Regions from separate parts of the Homo sapiens genome. Here regions 1 and 3 are each linked to region 2. A link is a contact called in ENCODE Hi-C or POLR2A ChIA-PET data. All regions are on one chromosome and are shown on one strand. The core of a region is the stretch at or near the end of the contact, and the rest is flanking DNA. Distances in the headings are between cores, read along the strand shown.

What was found. A loop is a pair of places that touch in the nucleus more often than their neighbours do. ChIA-PET counts read pairs that join two places held with the same protein, here RNA polymerase II (POLR2A). Pooled maps may share reads with other maps.
Region 1: a loop to region 2 is called in a pooled map, with 12 times the contacts of the local background. The contact joins the promoter of LBR here to the promoter of EPRS1 in region 2. A Hi-C loop is called at or near these places in 2 of 37 single-sample maps with no recorded cell type and 9 of 50 pooled maps.
Region 3: a loop to region 2 is called in a pooled map, with 6 times the contacts of the local background. The contact joins the promoter of FLVCR1 here to the promoter of EPRS1 in region 2. A Hi-C loop is called at or near these places in 1 of 50 pooled maps. POLR2A ChIA-PET finds 5 or more read pairs at or near these places in 2 of 52 experiments (MCF 10A and activated CD8-positive, alpha-beta memory T cell).

Annotation. Positions count from the first base shown.
Region 1 is chr1:225,426,607-225,430,274 of GRCh38, reverse strand. LBR (lamin B receptor) reads left to right here and starts at 2,237. Exons shown (of 14, transcript NM_002296.4): 1 at 2,237-2,321. RefSeq lists a silencer at 1,821-2,650 and enhancers at 2,483-3,154, 3,155-3,668.
Region 2 is chr1:220,044,492-220,048,363 of GRCh38, reverse strand. It overlaps EPRS1 (glutamyl-prolyl-tRNA synthetase 1), which reads left to right and starts at 1,859. Exons shown (of 32, transcript NM_004446.3): 1 at 1,859-2,021. The coding sequence starts at 1,976. RefSeq lists enhancers at 1,648-1,717, 1,778-2,107, 2,149-2,706.
Region 3 is chr1:212,857,005-212,860,768 of GRCh38, reverse strand. It overlaps FLVCR1 (FLVCR choline and heme transporter 1), which reads right to left and starts at 2,494. Exons shown (of 10, transcript NM_014053.4): 1 at 1,579-2,494. The coding sequence starts at 2,316. It overlaps FLVCR1-DT (FLVCR1 divergent transcript), which reads left to right and starts at 2,631. Exons shown (of 2, transcript NR_027286.1): 1 at 2,631-3,003. RefSeq lists silencers at 2,044-2,253, 2,334-2,393.

The sequences.
Region 1 (3,668 bases), core at 988-3,487, 5.4 Mb before region 2:
AAATTCCCCACTTCCAAGTTTACACAGCCTTTAGTAGACTTAAAAAAGAAGAGAAAAATACCAAACAGTTCCTTTGTTGAGAAAGCAGCCTACATATAGATCTGATTGTTCATGGTATGTTTGAGTCCACGAAGTAGAAATGAACAAAAATTATTGCTTAGTTTTCCTGATGTCAAATCAGTTTTGTTTTAAAAATGTCATTAGTAATTTATTAGGTAAAATGTTAGCTAAGCTAACTCTAGTTAATTTACAAAGTTTTGGCTTCATTTTGTTATGATGAGACTTTATAAACCTGATCTTTAAAATAAGGTTCTTAAAATTTTTAAAAATTTATTTTATTTATTTTTTGAGACAGAGTTTCGCTCTTCTTGCCCAGGCTGAGTGGCAGTGGCATGATCTCAGCTCATTGCAACCTTCACCTCCCAGGTTCAAGCGATTCTTCTGCTTCAGCCTCCCGAGTAGCTGGGACTACAGGTGCTCGCCACCGTGCCCAGCTAATTTTTGTATTTTTTTAGTAGAGATGGGGTTTCACCATGTTGGCCAAGTTGGTCTCGAACTCCTGCTCAGGTGATCCAACCGCCTCGGCTTCCCAAAGTGCTGGGATTATAGGCGTGAGCCACGGCGCCTGGCCAGGTGTTTTTTTTTTTTTTTTTGAAACGAATCTTCTTCTATTTCACAAGTGGAAATCATCCAGGAAATGTGCACCTCAAGGGAAATCCAGTGAAATCTTGATTCTGGGTAGAACATATGAGAAAAGAATAGTGTAGCACTCACTGCTTGGCTATTTGGGATAGGATCTGTCTTAGGTCCCCATAAGCGCTTTTATTTCTGTGTAATTTACTGCAAAACTCTATGAGGTAGGACTAATATTATCTTATGTCAAGGGTTAAGACAATTGAGACTTGGGGGTTTGTCAAAAATAAAAGATTTTCTGACTTTGGAGTGCGATGTGCATTTCTGTTGCACAGATCTCCACCAAGGGCAAATTCGATGGCAATGACAATTTGATGTCAGAACTTCTCAGGAAAGGCTCTGATGAACTCATTCACACTGCATGTGAATGACTGAGAAAACTCGATGTATTTTCACTTTTTTTTTTTTAAGAAGTAAACCTGGGTGTTTTGTAGTTCTATGAGAAAATGAAAGCTGAAGCTAGGCTATAGATGAAAAGTTCTATTCATTATTACAATTTAATAATGCTTCCAAAATAGCAATTCACTTAAATATACCTAGTTAGGGTGTTAAGAAATACTTTGATTAAAACCACACTGCAAAATAGGGAACTTCAATGGACTGCTTTAAACTCTCGACCTCAAAGGAAGGAAATCAACTAACCGATAATGAAAACTAGCAGAAAAAAAAAAGCTTAGGATCCGTAACAGATTCGGAGTCAACAATGACATGACTCAGCATTTTGGGGTTCAATTAAAACCAGGCTTGTAGGTTGCAGGTCAAGTTGTGTTTCGGTGTGTAACGCATAAAACTTCTTGTTCCACGCTCCGCGGTGTTGGGGATTTTCTACTGCATCTCGACAGCATCTCGGGTAACAACCGAGCCCCTCCTCGCAGCGTAAGTCGTAGGAGCCCTCGGCCATTCTTCCCCCTCCCTCCCGCCGCCGGTCCCAGCATCGGTCCGGGTTCGCTTCTACGCAGGTTCAGCGGCCGCGGACACAAAAGCGCCCCTGCTCGCCTTCGATGCCGCTGCTTGGTCCAGGGGCTTCTGTGGGATTTTAACACGCTAAGGAGGGCACTCATAGTGTTTTACCGAGAAACGCTTTCGAGCTCGGATCTTTGGTGATCACTTCAAGAATGTATTAGTTTTCTTTGTAGCTTAAAAAAAAATCTCGTTCGCCAAGCCACCTGGCACCCCAAACACTGCTGCGAGCGCTGGGAGGGAAAGGGCGGGAGCGCGCGGGCTCCGTGTGCTGCGAGGGCGCCTGGGCGGCTGAGATAAGGCGGTGGCAAACGTCGCGCTCCGGGCCGCCCCGCCAGACTCGGTTTCCCCCGCTCACCGGCCTCCCCGCCCCCAGGCAGGGTGGGGCGGGGCGGACGCGCCACGGCGCGCGACCAATCGACAGCGCCGGGGATGATTCAAAAGGTCGAGGAGCCAATGGGAGCCCCGGGCGGCCTCGCCGGTGGGGAGGGGAGGCGAGGGGAGGGGAGAAGCGCCGCGAGGCGGGGCCGGGGAGGCGCGCGCCCGGCTTGCGGGACTGCGGGGCGCGAGAGCGCGGCCGGGTAGCGTCGCGCGCGTGGATCTGCCGCCGGGTTGCTGTGCGACTATTCTCCGGGAGCCGTCCGTGTCACCGCCGGAACCTGGCGCAGGTGAGTGCTTCCACCCCCGCCCTGCTCCCAGCTCCCCGCGGCGCGTTCTTCGAGGGGCCGCTGGGGGAGGAAGCCCGAGGCCGGCGCAGCGGCCGGGCCGGGGACCCTGGGCGCGGGGCCTGGCGCGGCGGCCTTCCCCTCCTCTCCTCGCCTCCTCGTCTCCTCCCCTCCTCGCCTTTTCTGGCCCAGTCGGGTGGTCGGGGCGGCGGCGGGCGAGGCTGGAGCTCGCCCGAGCCGGGCCCGCTGCGGAAATGGAGCTGGGGGTTTTAAACTGCGGACGTTTCCCTCCATGTTGGCGGCGCGGCGCGGCTGTGGAGCGGCGGCGGCAGGGAGGGTTCGTGGGCGCCTTTGTCCTGCCCCACCGCAGCCTGGCTCCCGGCCCCTCCGAGCGCCCGTCTGACAGATGAGCAGGCGGCCCCGCGGTCCTGCAGTAGGAGGCTGACAGGGCGCGGCGGCCTGGCGGGACGGGGAAGGGTCTGCGGCCGAGGTGGGCTTAGATTCGCGCTGCTTGTCACTGGCTTTGAGGGTCGTGGTCGTCGCGGTTTGGTGATTCTCCAGGCACACTGCATGGCTGCTCGCTCCTATGCGTTGAATTCCTTCGCCCGGACAGTCTCAAAAATCGGGTATTTAGGCGGGTGTGCGTGTTCCTGCTAAAGCACGGTCCTGCTTTTTCACCTTTTTGAGGGTTCAGAAAAATGTTCTAATGACAGCCAGCCTCGCACTGCCAGTAGCCTCAAGGGGCACTTAGTAAAGCACTTGCTTTCGGAGGGCTTTGTTGAAGGCGCTTTCCCAGAGTGATTACGGGGCCCGGTCGGGTGTTCACACGAGGGCGCGGTAGATACCGTGGTCCGCGCGTGGACACCTGCAGCGCGAGGCGCGGCGCCTGGGCAGTGCCAGGGTGAACAGGCCCCCGGGGACCTTGCACGTAAACACGTGTAGATCTGTAGTTACGCATTGTAGTAACTGGTGTGTGGGAGAAGATGGAGCTACGGAGAAGAGCAGAGGGATCCTAATTTAGATTAGGCAACAAGTCCAGTTTAAGTTTTGTTTCTCAGGCTGCCTGGGAAGAGGGAGAAGAACGAGCAGGAGGGGAATGATGAGCTGCCCAAGGATGTTTATGGGGAAGAAGGCGCTTCTGCCTTTACAGCCAGGAAGGTGGCCTTTCTGTTGCTTCATGAAGCAAAGGGCGCGGAGCAAGGCCCGGGGTTCCTGTTTGCATTTTGCCTAGTGGGGCTACCGGGGCTCAGGTGTGAAAAGGAAGCTGTCCAACGTCATTCGAGCGTCTTGCTCTATGCCACGTTTAGATGAATTTGGAGAAGTGAAGGAAAGATGGCTGGAGACCCCTGT
Region 2 (3,872 bases), core at 610-3,109:
AGTGCAATGGCGTGATGTCAGCTCACCGAAACCTCTGCCTCCCAGGTTCAAGCGATTCTCTGGCGTCAGCCTCCCGAGTAGCTGGGATTACAGGCATGCACCACCACACCCAGCTATTTTTTTGTATTTTTACTAGAGATGGGGTTTCTCCATGTTGGCTTGGCTGGTCTCAAACTCTCGACCTTAGGTGATCCGCCCGCCTCAGCTTCCCAAAGTGCTGGGATTACAGGCATGAGCCACCGCGCCTGGCCTCAAGTCTCATGGGAGATGTAATCTAAGGGGCCCTCCCTAATGAAAACAAGGATGTCTTGGGGAGGTTAAGAAAAAGTGTAGGCGAGGATGTGGTTGAGATGGTTCTTGGAATCCATCCCGGGTCCCCGTACTTTAACACCAGCCCTTGAAATATGGGTGCAGCTCACACACACGAATGTGTGTATACACCTTGGAGTATCTCTGGAGCTCATGCATGCACGTCCGTCACAAAGGATTTGAAAGGGAGAATCAGATGAGACGCTGAAAAAAACACCTGTGGACTCCATGATTGGGGGCGGCATCGGAGGGTTTTTTTGTTTTGTTTTTTAGATCAGGTCTCTCCCTGTGTCGGCCAGGCTGGAGGGTAGTGGCTACTCACAGGCAAGTCCACGGCGAGGCCACTACAGCCTCATCTTCCTGGGCTCAGGCGATCCTGCCTCAGCCTTCTTAATAGCTGAGACTACAGGAGCGCGCCACTGCGCCTATCTGCAGTGATTTTTTGTTTGTTTTGAAACGGGGTCTCAGTCTGTCGCCCAGGCTGGAGTGCAGTGCCGCGATCTCGGCTCACCGCAACCTCCTCCTCCCGGGTTCAAGCGATTCTCCTGCCTCAGCTCCCCAAGTAGCTAGGATTAAAGGTGCGCGCTACCATTCCCGGCTAATTTTTGTACTTTTAGTAGAGACCCCCGTCTCTACAGTTTCACCATGTTGGTGAAGCTGGTCTCCAACTCCTGACCTCGAGATCCGCTCGCCTCCGGCCTCCCAAAGTGCTGGGATTACAGGCCTGAGCCACCGCGCCCGGCCTCTGCTGTGATTTTTTTTTTTTTTCTTTTCGAGAAGGAGTCTCACTCTGTCGCCCAGGCTGGATGCAGTAGCACGATCTCGGCTCACTGCAACCTCCACCTCCCAGGTTCAAGCGATTCTCCTGCCTCAGCCTCCCAAGTAGCTGGGATTACAGGGGCCCACCACCATGCCAGGCTAATTTTTGTATTTTTAGTAGAGATGGGGTTTCACCATGCTGGCCAGACTGGTCTCGAACTCCTGACCTCAGGTGATCCGCCCGCCTACACCTTCTAAAGTGCTGAGATTACAGGCGTGAGCCACCACGCCCGGCCTGCAGTGATTTTTAAAGAGTCTTTTATATTTCCTTTAACCATTATTTTCAACACGCAAATAACTCTTGAAAATACGTTCTTGTTTTGGAAAAAAAAAAACGGGGGGGAATGTATAAAATAAACAACGAGAAAAACTTCTCCCATTCCCAACGTAATCATGGCTATCGTGTGTATGCTTCCAGGACTTTTCTTTTTACATAAAGACAGTGCATGCTTTTGTTTCGTGCTTCACATAAACGCCTATCCCATCTTAAAGATGGTTTTACAACCTGCTGTTTTACGACCTGCTGACTTGACGAAGTGTCGTAAAGTCCCGTCCACTTCAGCGTCTTTCCCACCGCAGCACGAAAGGCCACGCAGGCCGTTCTAACCCTGGCGGCCAAGAGGAGGGGTAGCAGGCTCTGGAACCTGCGGGCGGGGACGAAGACGGCGCGCGACGATGTCGCACCGCGGCGTGCGCGGTGTCGGCAGTAGCTGCGGCGCAGGGGCGGAGCGAAGGCTGCGGCGGCGTCGGGTACGCGCACACGTTGCATCTTCTTCCTTTCGCGGGGTCCTCCGTAGTTCTGGCACGAGCCAGGCGTACTGACAGGTGGACCAGCGGACTGGTGGAGATGGCGACGCTCTCTCTGACCGTGAATTCAGGAGACCCTCCGCTAGGTAAGGGGCCGAGACCAATGACCTGTGTGGGTTGCATCAGCCAGGGAGGGTGCAGGGCGTGGAAGGTCGCTGCGCCCCGGCTTTGCGCAGTGGTGGTCACCATCTGGGATGTTGGACCTGCCCCTCGCCCCAGAATTGTACGTGGAGGAGGCTCCGCACCCCTCGCCCCGTGTCCCCGGCAGGTGCATCTGCTCCTGAAGATGGTTTTCCCGGGCATGGAGGGAGGCGCAGTGTGAGCCCGGGCTAGACAACACGAGACTCCGCTTCGGATCTTTTTCTCAGAGGGATGAACTCCCAGTCAACTCACCTCTCCCTTTTTCCCCCGGAGAGCGAGAGTTGCTCGTGGAAATAAGATTTTAAAACTTAAAATCCAATAGTCGTCGCTTCTCTTTTAGCATTTTTCCCCCAACTCCTTTTCTTACCTCCTTTCCTGTCCTGTCCCTCCTCTCAGGAGAAATCCTCAGTTCACTTGAGTCAAATTTTCCTTACGTTTTATCGAGTTCAGAAGAAATAACCCAGACGAGCATATTAGCATTTAGGATTTCAACTGAGGCTGCATTTATTTTTAATTAAATGTGGTAGGGTAATTGGGGAAAACACCCAGGTACACTGTAGACTGATGCGGTTGCTTTTACTGCACCCTGTGGATGTGTAGTAAATTTCAGAGTAAACATTGGATCTGTCACCTTACTGACACATCTTAAGTTCTGTTTGGAATTATTTTTTCGACATGACCAAGATTATTGTTGGTAGATTGCTTAGAATTTCTGCTTTTTCATTACTTTGGGAAATTACACAGAAGAATTTAAGTAGTTTGCCGATTTTTTTTTTTCTTTTGAGAGTCAGGGTCTTGCTCTATCGTCCAGGCTGGAGTGCAGTGGCGCTTTCAAGGCTCACTGCAGCATCGAACTTCCGGGCTCAGATGATCCTCCCACCTCAGCCTCCTTAGTAGCTGGGACTACAGGCGCGTGCCACCATGCCTGGCTAATTTTGTGTTTGTGTCTTTTTTGGAAAGATGGCGTTTCACTGTGTTGCCCAGGCAGGTCTCAAACTCCTGGGCTCAAGCCATCCTGACTTGGCCTCCCAAAGTACTAGGATTACAGGCGTGAGCCACAGTACCCAGCCTGACCTAATATTTGTTAATGCATATGTATGATAATACACACACAGTACTTTCTAATGTTGAAGAAGCCCATACCTTTATATACAGTTGACCACGTGGGGCTGATGAAATTATTCATTATATTCTCAACTTTGGTGATGTTTTAAGGTTGTTGAACAAAAACACAACTTAATAGCCATTTTAAACATTTAAAAGATGGTAATGTTTTGGCATATTGGTTGCAGTAATGGACTAACCGCACAACAAATCAATGAACTCTAAAAGGAATGGGTTTGATTCCTGAGCTGGAAAGGCATTAGAGTGCCTTCATGATTGAGAGCAAAGACATTTGGTTTCTGCAGACCTGAGTCCAATCCTGGCTGCCACTTACTAGTTGTGAAACCTTGACAAGTTCCTTATTTAGCTTCTCCCATAGTTTCCTTGTTTTAAGAAAGGGAGAATAATGTCTTCCAGATAGGATTGGTTGCCAGAGTTAAGTGAGACTATAGTTAAAGCTCCTGATACTGTTTTTTTTTTTTTTTTTTTTTTTTTTTTTTTTGGAGACCGAGCTCATTGCAACCTCTGCCTCCCAGGATCAAGCAATTCTTGTTCTCAGCCACACGAGTAGTTGCGCTTAGAGGTGCGCACCACCATGCCCGCCTAATTTTTGTATTTTTTAGTAGACACAGCATTTTGCCATGTTGGCCAGGCTGGTCTCAAACTCCTGACCTCAAGCAGTCCGCCCGCCT
Region 3 (3,764 bases), core at 1,245-3,744, 7.2 Mb after region 2:
GAGTAATAAATGCTGGTGATACAGCTGTGTACATTCAGACCACATTCCTATTTTCATGAAACTTACAATCTAATGGTGGGGATAAGAGAAAAGTAATAGGTAAGTAACATATGAACATGTAAACAATAACATATGAGACAGGGATGAGTGCTATAAGGAGAATTAAAGTAAAATAATGTAAAGAGAGTGACTGGGCAACTCTAAATGGGATCAAGAAATGCTACTGAATATTTAAAAATGAATTTAAACTGAGAGATGTGTGACAAAGAAAATGTAATCATGGCCGGGCGTGGTGGTTCACACCTGTAATCCCAGCACTTCGGGAGGCAGAGGTGGGCAGAGAGCTTGAGCTCAGCAGTTCGAGACAAGCATGAGCAACATGGAGAAACCCCATTTCTACAAAAAAAAAAAAAAAAAACCACACACACAAAAAACTTTATAATAGCTTCTGTCCAAACCTGCAGATGCAACCAACTCAAGTATCAGTCATAAATTATTTTGGACAAACAACTATAGTTCAACCTACTCCATCTTCTGTACTTTTAGATAAGGGAAATGACTATAAAGCAATAAGCATGTAGATTCTCATGCCTTGGCCACCTGAGTAGCTGGAATTACAGGCATGCACCACACCATGCCCCACTAATTTTTGTGTATTTGGTTTTGCCATGTTGGCCAGGCTGGTCTCAGACTCCTGGCCTCAAGTGATCCGCCTGCCTCAGCCTCCCAAAGTGCTGAGATTACAGGCGTGAGCCACCACGCCCAGCCCAGAACTTTTGGTTAGCAGTCATTTATGTGTCCCTTATGTGCCAGGAACTGTGCTGACTGCTAATATATGAAATTAAAAGGGAGCTGTTCACAATGACCTCTCAAAATGGAAACAATCTTCCCAGAACCCAATACCTTCCTTTCACAAATACACTGGTGACAAAAATAATACCCCAAGTCTTGTTCGTTACTGCATTGACAAATTTTCCATGTTAGGCATACACAAGCCAATACAGTTAATTATTATTATTATTATTATGGTTACAGTTTATTATTATTATTTGAGACAGAGTCTCACTCTGTCACCCAAGCTGGAGTGCAAAGGTGCAATCTCCGCTCACTGCAACCTCCACCTCCCGGGTTCAAGAGATTCTCCTGCCTCAGCCTCCTGAGTTGCTGGGACTACAGATACCCGCAAGCAGGCCTGGCTAATTTCTGTATTTTTAACAGAGACGGGGTTTCCCCATGTTGCCCAGGCTGGTCTGGAACTCCTGACTTGAAGTGATCCACCCACCTCGGCCTCCCAAAGTGCTGGGATTACAGGTGTGTGCCACCGCGCCCGGCCCAGTTAATTATTTTATAGGTAATTTTCAAAGCAAGATGACAAGGTCGTTTGGAAAATTTTGTCCTTACAAAGAAATTTATAGCCCACTTCAATCCAAGACGGCCTCCTATTCAACGGCTTCATCTCCTCTTTTATAGACAAATACCTCCTGGGGCAGTTCATCCATACAGGCCATAGTTCTCACGGCCTATGACTTTTTCCGGTCTTTTAAGGATCTGACTTTCACCTACCACTCCAGTACTTACCTGATTGCCCAGCACGGCGGTGGCACAAGCTGTGGACACCTCTTTGGGCCCAAACCACACTGAGGCGATGCGGGAGGGCAAGCCCAGGATGAACACCTGGGCCACCGAGCACAAGCACTGGCCCAACATGGTGACCCAGAAGAGATGCTGCTGCACACTGCCGCACTTGATCCAGGCACCCAGGCAGTTGAGGCCGGAGCCCAGCAGGGCGGTGAGCCGCAGGCCTCTGGTGTCCAGCAGCCAGGTGGCCGGGAAGATGAGGGGCACGTAGGCCAGCATGTACACCATGGACAGCCAGTCGATGTGCAGCAAGGTGACACCGTAGAAGCCCTCGAAGACGTTGCTAATGATGCTGTACTGGATCCACTGAAAGGCGTTGACCAGCGAGTACAGGCTGAAGATCAGGAGCACCACGAAGCGCCGCGGGGAGAGCGCCGTAAGGGGCAGCGGGCTGCTCTCGGCCCCCGGGGTCTCAGCTCCCGCGCCCGCAGGCAGCAGCCGGGCCTGGGTCTCCTCTTCTGGGGCCAGTGGAGTCTGAGGCCCGCCCAGAACTCCCGAGGCGGCAGCGAGGCTGTCCCGGGGGGCCCCATTCACCGGGAAGGTGCCCGCTTTGGGCCCGTTCTGCAGCTCCACGCTCTCCTTCCCAACGGGCGCGCCCCTCGGCAACGGGAGGTATCCTTTCGCGAGCGGGTGTCCGGGCGCCACCGCCGCCCCCTCCTCATCGTCTGGCCGCGCCATATCCCAGGCTCCCCGGCGCCACCTCGCTCCCCCGCCCCACTCCCCGACTCCGCTCTCCCGGCCCACAGCCCGAGGTCCTCCTGGGGCCCCACCTCCAACCCCTCGGCCCACCGCTCCTTCCCCGGTGGCGCGCGCCGCGAACCGCAATCCGCGCTACCGCGTGAACAGATGAAGGTCTCCTCCCCCGCGCCGCGCGGCAGTCACCCCTTGTCTGGTCCCGCCCCTAGAGTCGCGCGTCCTGCATGACTACGGCCCTCCGGCCAATCAGCGTGCGCCTTTGTCCGGCGCGAGAGCCAGTCGGGGAGCTACCGGGCGAGAACTTCGGGAGGCGGGGGAGGAAAGCGGCCGGCGAGCGCTGGCTGACATTTTCCTGCCCGGAAGGATGCATGGCCCGGGGTCTCCTGCACCTGAGGGTGGGCGGGAGGCGGCCCCGCGGGTTGTGTTGCTGGAAAAAGGGGTCTCGATCCAGACCCCAAGAGAGGGTTCTTGGGTCTACTTCAGGGAAGAATTGGAGGCGAGTCACAGAGCGCAGTGAAGGAAGCAAGTTTATTGGAATCTACTCCGTTAGAGAGTGCAAGTCCTCAGACTGCAGGAGGAGGAACTCCCGTCCTTCGGTAGTGTCACTACTTAGAGGCAGCTGTGAGGAGCTGTGATTAATCGTGGAATGTGCTGATGTGCCCACTAAAGGTAGGGGCTGTTGGTGCACTAATGACCATTAATCCTTCAACCTAAGCCTGCGCATTGACGTTATCTCTGAGTAGAGGGCTGGGCCGGGCTCGGTGGCCACGTCTGTAATCCCAGCACTGTGGGAGGCCGGACAGGAGTCTCCCTTGAGCCCAGGAGTTCGAGACCAGCCTGGGCAACATACTGAGATGCCATCTATTTAAAAAAAAAAAAAAAAAAAAAAAAGCCAGTAGCCAGGCGTGGTGGTGCATGCCTGTAGTCCCAGCTACTCAGGAGGCTGAGGCAGGAGAACTACTTGAACCTGGGAGGCGGAGGTTGCAGTGAGCTGAGATCGCACCACACTGCCCTCCAGCCTAGCCTGGGCGACAAAGTGAGACCTTGTCTAAAAAAAAAAAAAAAACTCAGGACATCTGGACAATTCCGCAGACTTGGTGGGAGATGTCCTGTATGGCCATAAATATTGTGTAATTATAATTGTTGGTCAGCTTAGAATGCGGCTATTTTCAGACCTTTAGCATTAACCTTATAGGTGCCTTGTGAGTGCCTAGTTACTCACTTTAACATGCAGTCGCTCTAGCCATGTTTTATTAAACCAGATGCCTGGTAAGCAGTGGCTCCTCTAACAAGTGGGCAGCTTGGAACTGGGAACGAGAGAGCCACCGAAACAGAATGAGGGAGACAAAGAAGTGGGCATCACCCTTAACTCCACAAGGGCTTCCCAAGGGCGCTGTACCGTACGCAGGCCCAGGACGAACTTTATTTCT